Regions from separate parts of the Mus musculus genome. Here region 2 is linked to region 1. The links are chromatin contacts, found by Hi-C in ENCODE. All regions are on one chromosome and are shown on one strand. The core of a region is the stretch at or near the end of the contact, and the rest is flanking DNA. Distances in the headings are between cores, read along the strand shown.

Region 1 (7,227 bases), core at 2,877-5,376:
TGCTACATATGCAGCTAGAGACACGAGCTCTGGGGTACCGGTTAGTTCATATTGTTGTTCCACCTATAGGGTTGCAGACCCCTTCAGCTCCTTGGGTACTTTTTCTAGCTCCTCCATTGGGGGCCCTGTGATCCATCCTATAGATGACTGTGAGCATCCACTTATGTGTTTTCTAGGCCCCGGCATAGCCTCACAAGAGACAGCTATAGCAGGATCCTTTCAGCAAAATCTTGCTGGCATATGCAATAGTGTCTGGGTTTGGTGGCTGACTATGAGATGGATCCCTGGGTGGGGTAGTCTCTCGATAGTCCATCCTTTTGTCTTAGCTCCAAACTTTGTCTCTGCAACTCCTTCCATGGATATTTTATTCTGTATTCTAGGGAGGAATGAAGTATCCACGCCTTGGTCTTCCTTCTTGATTTTCTTGATTGATAATTCTGCCATGTTCGTTTCCTGGAAGTCAGGGTCAGCTTGTGTAAAGTTGTTAAACAACATCCTAAATGTGAAATGTCAACCCTCATCCTAAGCTACTTCCCCCTTTTCAAAGCATTGAATGAAGACTTCATTGGGTTTTATAGTGGCTTTCTGATTTTGGTAGTCTATACAAGAAGGGAGTTTGAAAGTTCTTGTATATCGTTAATTGTCTGCCCATGTCCTGCCTGAAATACCATGATTGTTTATGAAAAGTATCTTTAATAAAGCTGGTTACAGTTAGAAAAAAAAATACATTGTCTCTTTTGACAACTTATAGAAATACCTGAAAAATCCCCAAGTGTGGTAGTGTGTGTGTGTGTGTGTGTGTGTGTGTGTGTGTGTGTGTGTGTGTGTGTGATCTCAGCACTCAGGAGGTTGAAGCAGGACAGTCACTAGCCCCAGGCCAACCTGGGCTAAGCAGCAAGATCTTTCAAGAAAAAAAATGATGTTGGAAAGATGGCTCTGCAGTAAAGGCGCTTGCTACTAAGTCTGCCGATCTCAGCTCAGTCTCCAGGCCCCAGATGCTAAAAGGGGAGAATCAACTCTCAAAAGCTGTCCCCTGTGGCACTCATAAAGGGAATCTGTTTGTTTGCTTTTGGTTTTTCCAGACAGGGTTTCTCTGTGTAGCCCTGGCTGTCCTGGAACTAACTCTCTAGACCAGGCTGTCCTTGAACTCAGAAATCTACCTGCCTCTGCCTCCTGAGTGCTGGGCCTAAAGACATGTGGCAATAAATGTAATTTTTGAAAAGAGAGAGGGTAAAACTGTTCCTCCAAATGAAAGGAAATGAGAATTAAAAAGAAAGAACAAAAGTTAAGTGTAAGCACACTGATGGGGCAGAAGGCTTGCCACAAGTTCAAGGTCAGCCAGGACTACAAGCAGGGTGGGGGGAGAACGAATTTCATCACAAAGTCAGCTGCTATTTTATCTATTGCATTGTTGAGTTCTGCCGTGTAAGACCTCTCCAAGGTAAAGAGCAAGCACACACACCTCTCTACTTACCCTAGACAGAGAACCCGTGACAGACCAATGTACTGATTGCACCAAAGTCCAGCTTGATGAACTACTGAAAATCATAGTTTTACTGGGGTTTTTAACAAGTGTATGGCAAGGGGTTACTTACAGGAGCAGGGGTGACTACAAAGCAGATGCATTCCATAAGAACCCATCCAAACACCAGTGACAAATCCTGAACCCTGAAGTCCTCTGCTTAACTGGACAGATGGACAATTGGACAGGTCTGAGAGATCTCCTTTTGGCAGCTGGTCAGTTTCCTCCCCCAGTGATTGTTGGCTGCTTCTAGCCGAAGAAAGAGAGCCTTTTAGAACCTTACATGGTTCAGGATTCAGCATGTGACGTCAGCATTTCAACTCTGTCTCCTAGGCCTCTAGGAGGGAATGTTTCCCAACCCTTTCTGATAGTTTAAGTTTTGTTTGTTTAATGTTTATGCGTATGAGTGTTTTGCGGGCATGTATGTCACCTTGTGTGTAGCTGACACCATTGGATTCCCTAAAACTGGAGTTAAAGGTGCCACATGGACCCCGAGAATCAAACCTGGATCCTCTGCAAGAGCAGGTAGTGTTCTTGCCTGCTGCACCCTTGATGAACCATCCTGCCTCCATCGTATTTATGGCTAAAACTGTTTCTCAAGGATTGGGCTATGCCCCACTTGTAACCTTTCCTTCAAATGGTTCTATACTGCTTGTTCCAGGAAACAGCAACTGTGCCTTTGTTCCAAAAAGTTATGACCATGTGACAACCCTATTTTTTTGTTTCAAAAGGTTATTATGACCACCTTGCAACCATGTCCTTGTTTCAAAAGTTGTTAAGACCAATTTCTTTTTTTTTTTTTAAGATTTATTTATTTATTTATTTATTTATTTATTTATTTATTTATTATATGTAAGTTACACTGTAGCTGTCTTCAGACATTCCAGAAGAGGGAGTCAGATCTCGTTATGGATGGTTGTGAGCCACCATGTGGTTGCTGGGATTTGAACTCTGGACCTTTGGAAGAGCAGTCGGGTGCTCTTACCCACTGAGCCATCTCACCAGCCCAAGACCAATTTCTTATGCTCTGCTCTGCTTCTGTAACCCTGCCTGTTTGCCTGTCGTATCCCCCATTTGGAAAGCCCCTACCCCTAAGCTATAAAAACATTATCTCCCTCACATCCAAGGCTGACTCCTTGAATTCCACCTTAGAGGAGGCAACCCATGTATACACATGAATTAAAAAAAAAAAAAAAGAGCTTGCAGGTTTGCAGTGGACTATGGTGGCCCCCACCTTTAATACTAGCACCCCGGTGGCAGAGACAGACAGCTCTCTGAGTTCGAGGCCAGCCTGGTCTACAGAGTGAGTTCAAAGACAGTCAGGACTGTTACAGAGAAAAACTCTTGTGTGAGTGGAGGCGGGGGTAGGGCAGGGGGTAAGCTTGCTTTAATTAATTTGACCATGATGATTTGGGCTGGTGCTCTCTATTCAAATCCTTGATGTCAACACCATTCCCACAGCCCTCTTTTCTTTGAATCTTTTGAGATGAGGTCTCACTGTGGCTGGGTGATTTGCCTCCATGTCTGTGTGCCACCTGCATGCAGATCTTGAGGAGGTCAGAAGAGGGCAGTGGATCCCCTGGAACTGGAGTTACAGATAATTGGGAGCCCACCATATGGGGACCAGGAATTGAACCCATGTCCTTTGGAGGAGCCATTAGTACTGTAAAGCACTGAGGCATCTCTCTCAGTCTCATAACTAATAGCTGGGATAACTTTTCACAGACCCTCTTTTGGCTCTGAATACTTGAAACACTGTTTCTCTTCCACCACCTACTTTCCAACTGCTGTGGCTCAGGGTGGCGTTACCAGGTGGGCAGGCAGATTATTCCTGGAAAGCATTCCTGTCCTAAGATGGCCAGTAATTCCTATATATGGAAATATAATGGTCCATTAAAGTCATTCCAACTGTATCGCCAACTCGAGTTCTCAGGATCCAGAAGTCCCTTAGCCTGTGGGAATGGGACAAAGGGAGAGTCATAGTGGGGGAGATAGCAGAGTTCTGTTTTTAAACTGGGATAGTTCAGGCTGGCATAGAACTCACAGGGAATCCCCTGTCTGTGCCCCTGTAGTGGCAGGATTACAGATATACACCAGCCACCACTTAACCAATTAAGCTCATATCATCCCCTTTCTCCAATTTTACACACATGTATGGTATGACAGTTACGTTCATTTTGGGGGATTCCAGCAAACAAGGAGCCCGATGCTTGAGCCTTAGTTCCGGCTTCGTGCTCTGGATATGTAAAAGGGTTAGGTGCTTTTTGAGTTCTGATTAACAAAGGGCAAAAAAATCGGGGGTTGGGGGACGCAGCAGAATCTAAGATGTCGTGGGTACAAAGCACTTGGATCTGCGCAACCGCCACAGTTCCCTTCCCCCACTTCCCAAGCCATTGAGCAGACGTCTCCAACCCCTCGTGGTTCATGCCACCCTGCGGCCACTAGAGGGCAGCAGAGCCTAACGTCAAGCGAGGTCTGGCACAAGAGCTGGTTTTCCAAGGGGATTTCCGAACCACACTCCCTTAGACTTCCGGTGACACCACCCATCTTTGGCAACAAAAAGTGTGCCGGCTTGGCCAGGCAGAGAGCCGCGGAGTCCTGACAGATGCTGTTCTGTTAAAGATCAGGTTGCTGGAACAGTGTGGCTTCCTCGCCACCCCTATGGACAAAGGTCCACGTGGCTGTGGGGCCAGGCCCTTAAAGGAAGTAGCACAGAGCTGGCAGGTGTCACAGCCTCTGTGTATCCATAACTAATCCTCGTCACCACTGAACCCACACAGAAACATTGTGAGACCAGAGACTCCTATGGAGATCAGGAAGAGACCCTTGCCCCAGGCCTTTGGTAGGGACTCTTAACAGAAGTAAGACCCCAGGGCGAACAAGTTGCTGTTGGCTGGGACAGGGGAGCTGCGTGAGTAGATGATGTGGGGTCAGGGCTGGAGGCATCTTACTTGTGACCAGGTGGGACCACGCCCCAGGGTGGGCACACCATCCCAGACTGCAGGTCCGATACTTCTGCCAACAGCTGGTTTCTGTGGCCGGTACTGGTTGTGGCCCAGCCTGCCTTCAGCGCCTCAGGGCCAGCAGCTTTATGATCACCAGCTGCCAAATGCCACGGGCATACCATTTAAAAGCCAGCCCCCCCCCCCCATCGCGGCCTACTCTTTCACCCTGTCTCTCTGTCTCTTGTTGTCTGGGCTAGCCCATCTCTTCCCACCCAAATAAATTCCTTTCGGGAGATCTATTGTATGATGGTATGATGGTGTAATCTTTGGGACACACTTTAGTAACCCCAACCCGCCAAGGGATTCTGCTGGTTAACCCTTACTCTGGTGATACGGGATCTAATGGGGACTCTTCGGCCATGCACTCTGCAACTGAGACACAGCCCCAGCTCTCTGAGCTGGATTATTTTGTTGTTGTTGTTGTTACTGTTTTTATTTTTATTTGTGTATGTGGGCACATAAGTACTATGTCCTAAGAGGCCACAGTCATTGTTACCCCTAGATCTAGAGTTATGCTAGTCTCCCCTCACCAAAATGTGCATTTTAAAGGTGGTTACAGGACAGTTCCAGAGATGGCTTGGTGACCTGTTAAGAGCACTGGCTGCTCTTCCAGAGAACCCGGGTTCCATTCCCAGCCCCCACATAACTACTCAAAACCGGCTGTAACTCTAGTCTTAGGGGATCCCATGTCCTCTTCTAACTCCAAGGCCATAGACACAAATGAAACATTCTTACCAAAGAAAAAAGTCATCTAAAAACAAACAAACAAACCCAAAGACTCCTGGGGTGGCAATCCTGTAATCTGTTGTTTGTGGTGCTGTTTGGTTGTGTTTTTCTCTTTTACAGGGTAGGAATGTGGGCCCTTCCCCCAGCCTTGAGTTGGCTAAACAAGTCGCCACCGCTGGAGCCAGGCGTCCTGCCCAAGCGGAAAGAGACTGCCCGCCCGCTGAGCTGCTGAGAGCTTCCTTTGCAACTCAAACCCAGCTGAAACAAAGGGGCTCCGTTTTGTGGTTTTGCCTATAGAAATGCAGAGCTGAAAAATTACAATTTGAGCCATGGTCAGAGAAACTTTGTCTTGGTTTGTTATTTCTCTCCTCCCACTTCTCTCCCATCCTAATTCCATTCCCAGCCCTCCTTCCAGGAATGCCTGGTTCTCCAAGGCCACTGGACGTGTAATCCAGACCTTTCAGGAGCAAACAGTCTCCCACAGCCCAGCTAGAGTCATTTCTTTCTTTCTTTCTTTCTTTCTTTCTTTCTTTCTTTCTTTCTTTAATTTATTTATTTATTTATTTATTTATTTATTTATTTATTTATTTATTAGGTTTTGAGTTTTGTTCTTTGTTCTGTATTGTTGTTGTCTGGTTTTGTTTTGGAGACAGGGAATCAAGTAGCCCAAGATGGCCTTGAACTCATTCCAGTCCTCTTCCCTCCACATCTCAAATTCTGAAATTACACACGTATCACACCACTCTCTCTTTCTCTTTCATCTCTCCTTCTCTCTGTGTCTCTCTGTCTGTGTGTGTCTCTCTCTCCGTGTGTGTGTGTGTGTGTGTGTGTGTGTGTCTGTGCCACAACAATCAATAAAGTTGGTCTGTTTTCTTGTAGGAGCATACATAAACTAATCCACCCCCAGGTATGTTTGTTACCGAATTTCCAGTTGCTTACCCAGAGACACTGCAGGCCTGGTGGCAGGGGGCAGGTCTGAAAGGCTGCCCTTTTGTAAAAGAAATCTTCAAGTATCTGAATCCATAATGAAAATAGCAAAGGGAGAGGGGGTCTGACCTCTGGTACTGACACAAAGGAGCACAGGTGGTACTTTTCTGAAGACCCCATGGGCATCCCAAGGCAACCCTGGCCTTCACTTGCCCTGGAAACCAAACCCCTAGCCCTGCCTGCCAGGCCTTCACTTTCTCTCTCTAACTCTGGATAGTAGTCCAAGAAGAAATACAGCTGCTTTTATTCCTTTTTATTGTTATTTATCTATTTTGTTTTGTTTGAAACAGAATCTCATTTGCCCAAGCCAGCTTGGAAGTATGGAGCCCAGACTGGCCATGGCCTAATTCTTCATGGGTCGGACTACAGGCCTGTGCTACCCAGTCGGTTTTCTCACTCTAGCTCCCCCTCCCTCCTTCTGTCCCCTGCATCTCTTGAGACACCCCCCTCCCTTCTCTCTTTCCACTGCTTAGGGTGGAACTCAGGCTCTTGAACCCCCTACGAAAGCCCCCTACCACTGAGCTGTATAGTCTTCAGCCCTGGGAAGATATCAATTTTAGTGATCAGTTATCTCTTTGAGATTTCATTGATTGAATTTTTTAAAAAAGATTTATTTATTTATTATATGTAAGTACACTGTAGCTGTCTTCAGACACTCCAGAAGAGGGCGTCAGATCTTGATTGAATTTTTTTAAAAAAAATAGTTTACTTATTTTTATTTTATATGCATTGGTATTTTACCTGCATGCACGTCTGTGTGAGTGTCAGATCTCGGAGTTATAGTCGTGAGCTGTCATGTACGGACTGGGAATTGAACCAGGGACCTCTGGAACAGCATTCAGTGCTCTTAATCACTGAGCCATCTTTCCAGCCTGGTTGATTGTTGTTGTTGTTGGTTTTTTTAATTTAATTTTTTTGTGACAAGAGCTCACTTGGTAAGTGCCAGCACATTTCCATGGGAGAGGTTTATTGGGGGTGGGAGAACAA
Region 2 (7,210 bases), core at 2,987-5,486, about 61 Mb before region 1:
CATGTACTTGAGCTTATGCTTGAACATTCTTTCACTCATATGTTACCATTTGTAGAACTTCCACATGCTTCATTCTATCAGAACCACCACATAGATTCCATTCTACTACTTCAAACGAATTTCTCATTTTAAAGGTTTCTATCATTTATGTATTTGGGTGTTTTGTCTAAAAATACATTTGTACACCAGAAGAGGGCATTGGATCCCATGGGACTACAGTTATAGATGGCTGTGAGCCAGCATGTGGGTGCTGGGAATTGAATTCAGGACCTCTGAAAAAGCAGGCACTGCTTTTAACTGCTGAGCCATTCCTCCAAGCCCTAAAATGAATTTCTTATAGGGGAGAGAAAACAGGACAGGAGATAAAACCTACTCCCTGAAAATATTTCCCCAGCTATTCATTTGACAGGGCATTAATATTCAAAAGATAAGGAACTCGAAAGAAGAAAAATGGCCAACAACTATATAAAAATATTTAGTATCATTAGTTATCAAAAATGTAAATCTAAACTACAATAAGACATGGTGGCCAATACCCATAATCCCAGGATTCAAGAGGCTAAAGCTGGAAGCTATCTTAGAAGTAACATGTGGATGCCTGGGCTGGAGAGATGGCTCAGTGGTTAAAAGCACCAACTGCTCTTCTGAAGGTCCTGAGTTCAAATTCCAGCAACCACATGGTGGCTTACAACCATCCGTAAGAGATCTGACGTCCTCTTCTGGTGCATCTGAAGACAGCTACAGTGATATAATAATAAATAAACCTTTTTTGCAAAACAAAACAAAACATGTGGGTGACCAAGTTTGATCCCCAGCATCGAAAAATCAAACAAACAACTATAATGAAATATCATCTCACCCTACCAAAAAAAAAAAACCAAAAAACTATTATAAAACACAAAGATGTGTTTGCCTTGTAAAACCAAGGACCCCAGTTCAGTCACCAGAACTCAAGTTTTACAAAACAAAACAAAACAAAAACAAAGGGGAGAAACTTCTATACTATTTAATCTATTTTAGGATAATGTAGGTTTGTAATAAGCATCTCTTTTTAAATGACTGCCCCAGAGCTAACTCTGTAGATCAGTAGCCTCCAATTCAAAGATTAAAGGCATATGCCACCGTGCCTGTCTAATATTTGCCTCCTTAAACCCATTTCTCTGTATTTGATAAAATTAAAAGACATAAAAAAATGTATTTGCTTCATTAAAAGAAAAAAGCTTGGCTGAACAGTTGGTGTACGCCTTTAATCCCAGCACTTAGGAGGCAGAGGCAGGCAGATTTCTGAGTTTGAGGACAGCCTGGTCTACAGAGTGAGTTTCAGGACAGCCAGAGCTACACAAAGAAATCCTGTCTCAAGAAAAAAAAAAAGCCTAGTGTGATGCCATGTAACTATAACCTCAGTAGCGGATGGTAGTCATGGTGGTAGGCCTGAGATAACATTAAGACCCATAAAACAAAAATGTAAAACAAAAAAATCTTGTGTCTTAACTATATTGTCCTCTTAATGTCATAGTCCAGGTTTCAGGACAAATTATTTTTGTAGTATTGGGGATGGAACTTATAGCTTTACACATGCTAGGCAAATAGTTTAATACTGAGATACATTCCCAACTCCAGGGCATGATGAAAAAAACATGCAAAGTACTTTGTGTGTCTACAAGGACATGAAATTAGACACTAACAGAAAAACAGAAAACATTCAACAGAGTTCTGGAAATTAAATAATGAACGAACCAAAGGAAAATATATTACAAAGAAAATTAGAAACAGATGCATGAAAATAAAAGCAAAACACAAATCTTATGCAGCAAAGCAGTGCAAAGAAAAATGTATAGCTAAAACTCATTTTAAATGATTTCCTTCTTCCCTTTGTTTATTTTTCTTTTTTTTTTTATTTTTTTTTATTTATTTATTATATGTAAGTACACTGTAGCTGTCTTCAGACACTCCAGAAGAGGGAGTCAGATCTTGTTAGGGATGGTTGTGAGCCACCATGTGGTTGCTGGGATTTGAACTCCGGACCTTCGGAAGAGCAGTCGGGTGCTCTTACCCACTGAGCCATCTCACCAGCCCTGTTTATTTTTCAAGACAGAGTTTCTCTGTGTAGTCTTGGCTGTCCTAGAACTTACTCTGTAGACAAGTCTGGTTTCAAACTCACAGAGATATGCCTGCCTATGTCTACCAAGTGCTGGGAGTAAAGGCATACACCACCACTGTCTGGTTTTTTTTTTTTTTTTTTGGTAACAATTTCTAATTAACAACCTAATTTTACTACTTAAGGAACTACAAAAGAACTTAACCAAAAGTCTTTAAGAAAAGGAAAGAATAGTAAAGATCACAGCAGAAATAAAAAATGGTGTGGCAAATGGGGGAGAAAATCTACAAAACTAAACTTATTTTTTGTGCAATGCTGGTGATTAAGACCAGGCAGGGCATTGTAAGACCCCTGAAGCTGGGCCTCCGCTCGGGATGAGCTGGCCAGCACCCCAATGACTCGGGAGAAAACCACACCTGATGCAAACTGCAAGAGGTTTTATTATCAGTGCCGTGCAGGGCAGGGGAGTCCGACCCCCAGCGGTAACTGTAGGGGGCTTTTAAAGGAAAAGTAAGGAATTGGGAGAAGAGTTGGGAGGATTTGGGAGGAGAGTTGGCTACAGCTCCTTTCTGGCAAGGGGGGGGGGGAATGAGCTGTAGCTCCTCTCCAGTGTCTATCTCTGTGTCTTTGTAGGTCTTCCTACAATTATCGCATCTCTGGCTGTAAGGCACAGAAACAAAAAGGCTTTTTGCTGGCTATAGAGAACAAAGAGCTTCTTTCTGGCTGTATTTTTAGAGATCAGGAAAAACACGCTTGGGGAACGTCCAGGGGCTTTACCTTCCAGGGAGAAACGCTCTAAGTTGGGGGTCTCACAGCATGTTAGGCAAGTGGTTTGCTCTGAACTACAATCCACAGGATACTAAGTTGGTTCTTGTGAAAGATTAGCAAAGCTTTAGCTAGAACCAAAAAAAAAAAGCAAATCTATGAAAAGTCTGAAATAACTCAGAAAATGAAAATGGGGCTATTCTGTCATTCCTACAGAAATGAACAAGAATTTTTACAATAACATGAACAACTGTATCCTGAAAAAAAAAACTTTGTTAATCAAAGTAACTGAAAAAATTCCTAGAAAGAGAAAACTTAACAAGACCTGTTCCATATTAGTAAGCCTGAATAGACATACAAGTACTAGTTTATTGAAAAACTGTGAAGACGGGTGTAGTGGGGTGTGCCTTTAATACCAGCACTCAGAAGACAGAGGCAGAAGAATCTTTGTGAGTTACAGGTCAGCTTGGTCTACACTTTGAATTCCAAGATATATATATCCCAAAAGAAAAAGAAAAGAAAAACTGTGGGGGAAAAAAAACTGTGGACAAGCAGTGTTATAGGCCTTAATCCCAAATATTGTGGAGGCAGGATAATTCCAGGGCTGGCTTGGACCACATAGACAAAACAACCTGTTCTTTATCAATATCAGTACAAAATTACCTTTAACAAATATCAGCAAACCCACTAGCCAATATTTTTTACGAGCCATCCACTATTTTTTGAAAGTACATCTCTTGTGTGCTGCTGCCTCTCACATTTTCTCTTTCCTGCCCTACCTCTTGGAGCACTGCCCCTCTGGTGTGCTCTTGACAGAGCTGAATTTATTTTCCTGAGTAATGGCCACACAGTCATGACCAACCCCAATTCCAATGCAATTGCTTATACACAAAACACCATTTCTAGGTAAAATGCCAAACTAGAGCTAGCTTGATAAATACCAGGGAACACTGCTCATTCACCCGACTGGGTTCTAGATTTTTTCCTTACTAAGGAGGTCTTATAGGCTTCCAGAACTTTGGTCACAATTAGTCAGGGGTGTACCCCTGCCACCAGGGCTGAAGAGGAATGAAACTCATGGGCATCTAGAAGCAGTAGGTGGCACCCAGAAGGCAGAAAATGGAGGATAACAGCAGGTTCCCTTCACCTCACAGCTTCAGAAAGAACAACCAAAGAACCCCATGGTAAGGCCTTCCCAGGCCTTTTACCTAGTGGTCGAGGAATTTGTGGCCTTGATGGAACGGATTCGCAGGCGGTTGGCCATGTCCCGCAACACCTGCAATGTCTTCTCATCAGGTCCAGCGTTGTGGGCCATCCCACTGCTTGCCTCAGCTTCCGACATCCTTCCTCTACGTTGTGCCGCAGAACTAAACGGCTGCCTCAGCTGTGCCGCTCAGTTAAAAGGCCCTGGCATGCCCCGCCCAGTCATGCCCGCCCTGTCACCGACTGATCCCTCCGCGCTTGCACATGCGCACACGCTTGCTTATGGAGGCTTATGCCTCAACTCTGCCTGTCCATGCCTCCACCACAAGTCTGTGACCCAGTCACAAGTTTATCTCGGTTATATGTGTGTCCCATCAAACATCCCTCCACCATGAATTTATTCCTTTGTTGTTGTGCATGTAGTCTTCGACTGCACTCTGCACATGTAGTCTTCCGTTGTTGCACGTGTATCTCTCCTCCGCATGTATCCTTCCGCTTTTTACAGTTGAGTATGCTTTTCGTTACAAGTTTACACCTCCGCCAGACGACTATATGCGGCTTCTGTATGGCCATTTCAAGAGAATTTTGAACGTTTGTCACTTGCATTTTCAGCACTATACAGACTAATTTTATTTCTTTATATTTTTCTTTGTGTTATCAGTTCCTCAAAGGGACTACCTCCATGTTCAGGTACAGTTTTCCTTGGGGGCGAAAAAAAGTTCTGTAATTAGAGTGTAGTCATGACTGAAGATGTAGAGAATGTAGTGAGCATTGTGAAACTTAAAATAGTTGTAATAGTCACATTGATATACACATTTATCACCATATTAAAAAGTACATCCTCACATAAGGCAGTCCAGTCTCTAGTCAGATTTCTCAGCTGGTGAGGTGAGCTGGCCATCTTGAGACTTTAAGATGTTTCTGAGCTATTTTCCTTTCTAGAACATTTTGTCCAACAAACCCAGAGTGACTGTTTAGTCCAAAGCCGACCTGTAAGTTGACTGTGGAGCCTGACTTGGGTGAGTTTTCATTATGGTAGAATTTTTTAAAAAAACTCTTGGGCTATGTCTCTCCATAAACATGACCTGGTTCATCTCAAAGACTTGGTATATAACCTTTCACACTGGCATGGCACCCAGTGGTGTGCCAGGTTCAGTAATTGGTAGTTCAAGTGAAGTATCCTGACTCAAAAGTTATAAGTTCCAGTGTAAGACCTCCAAAATTGTCACCTGAGTGCCACTGGACTTTGCTGTTCTTGCTAGGTTAAAAGTTTCCTGCATTTAAAATTTCAGTATGCCAAAAAATCAGCTGCCTGATTTAGCATGATAAAGAATCTGAATTGATTTTACTTACAGAGTATGTGAGTATTCCTTTCCTTCCATTCTTATAACTACTGGATATTATTAACACTTTTAAATTTAATTTAATTTTAATTTAGCAATCTGATGGATAAGTATTTAATTAATGCTTTGATTTACAAATTGCTGATCACTTTATTTTTTAGTTTTAAAAAAATTATTTATTTTTATGTGTATGAATGTTTTGCCTGCACGTATGTTTGTGTACCATGTACATGCCTAGTGCCAGAAGATGTCAGAAGAGGGCTTTGGATCCCTTGGAACAAGAATTATACATGACTATGAACACCATCTGGGTGCTGGGAATATAACCAAGGTCCTCTGTAAAAGCAACAAGTACTCTTTTTTTATTTTTTGTTTTTTTGTTTTTTGTTTTTTGTTTGTTTGTTTCTTTGTTTGTTTTATTTTTTTGAGACAGGGTTTCTCTGTATAGCCCTGGCTGTCCTGGAACTCACTCTGTAGACCATGGCTGCCCTCAAACTAAGAAATCCACCTGCTTCTGCCTCCCGAGTGCTGGGATTAAAGGTGTACGCCACTATGCCCGGCACAAGTACTCTTAACTATTAAGCAATCTCTTCAGTCCCTTGCCCAATTTTAAAGAAGTATTGTTTGTTGTTTATTTAAAGTTCACCCTACCTGAAGTATTTGATACTATCTTTTGATGTTTTATTTAGTGATGCTGTTCTTAGATTATTAATTTATATCATTTCCTTAAATATGATGCTGGTTAGTAATTTATTATAAATATTTAGCTTTTATGCCCTTAATCTTTATCTGTTTTTAGTTTTTGTAAACAGACTATTCTCTTTAAAAAATGTTTATTTATTTTATGTATTTGAATACACTGTAGCTGTCTTTAGACACACCAGAAGAGGGCATCAGATATCATTACAGATGGTTGTGAGCCACCATGTGTTTGCTGGGAATTGAACTCAGGACCTCTGGAACAGATGGTGCTTTTTTGGAGGGGGGGTTGTTTGTTTGTTTGTTTGGTTTGGGGGGGTTCAAGATAAGGTTTCTCTGTGTAGTCCTGGCTGTCCTGGAACTCACTCTGTAGACCAGGCTGGCCTCGAGCTCAGAAATCCACCTGCCTCTGCCTCCTAAGTGATGGAATTAAAGGTGTGCACCACCACTGCCCCGCTGATATTTTATTTTTTAAGAAAAAATTAAACAAAACCTAAAATTTAACTTTATTTTTCCTTCTGTACAGAAGGTCACAAGAGTTTTTAAGGTAATAAAATATGTAAATCATTTTATTGGCATTTAGGCCTGAGCATTGTTTAGAAAGGTCTTTTCTATTCAAAGATTGTAAAAATGTTTATTATATACTTTTAATTTTTCTTGAATTAACTATTTAATTATTTTGTTTTATTTTATGTATATGAGTGTTTTGCCTGCATGTATGTGTGTGCTCCACATGCATGCCTGGTCCCTGAAGAGGTCAGAAGTAGGTGTCAGATCCCCAGGAAGTAGAGTTACAGATGGTTGTGAATCACCATGTGGATACGGGGAACTGAACCCAGGTCCTCTATAAGAGCAACAAATGCTTTTAATTGCTAAGCTTGCCTCGAGCCCTTTTAACATTTGATAGTTGTACTTTTAACATTTAATAGTTGTGATTCTTATGTTTAGTTCCTTATTCTGCCTAGAGTCTAATACTATACATAAAGTAAAGTAGCACTCTATTTTTTTTTTGAGTAGCCTAAGACTCTAATTTCTCTAATTTAGTATTTTCCCTCAAAATTTCATAGATACTTTGCATTTTCTTTTTTAAACTTTGAAGTCA

Evidence for each region. Hi-C counts contacts between places; a loop is a spot of excess contacts on that map.
Region 2: a map of T-helper 17 cell shows a loop between it and region 1 (36-fold over the local background). The contact joins the promoter of Tktl1 here to the enhancer-like site in region 1. A Hi-C loop is called at or near these places in 3 of 37 maps with a recorded cell type or tissue (T-helper 1 cell and T-helper 17 cell).

The regions. Positions count from the first base shown.
Region 1 is chrX:13,204,955-13,212,181 of GRCm38, reverse strand. No RefSeq gene overlaps it. Among named protein-coding and RNA genes, the nearest start is that of 2010308F09Rik, 39 kb to the left of the region's middle. Within about 2 kb of position 4,126, at least 1 of the 3 ENCODE cell types and tissues checked has a DNase peak (open chromatin) inside an H3K27ac peak, as active enhancers do.
Region 2 is chrX:74,174,285-74,181,494 of GRCm38, reverse strand. Tktl1 (transketolase-like 1) reads right to left here and starts at 4,236. Exons shown (of 13, transcript NM_031379.2): 1 at 4,072-4,236. The coding sequence starts at 4,205.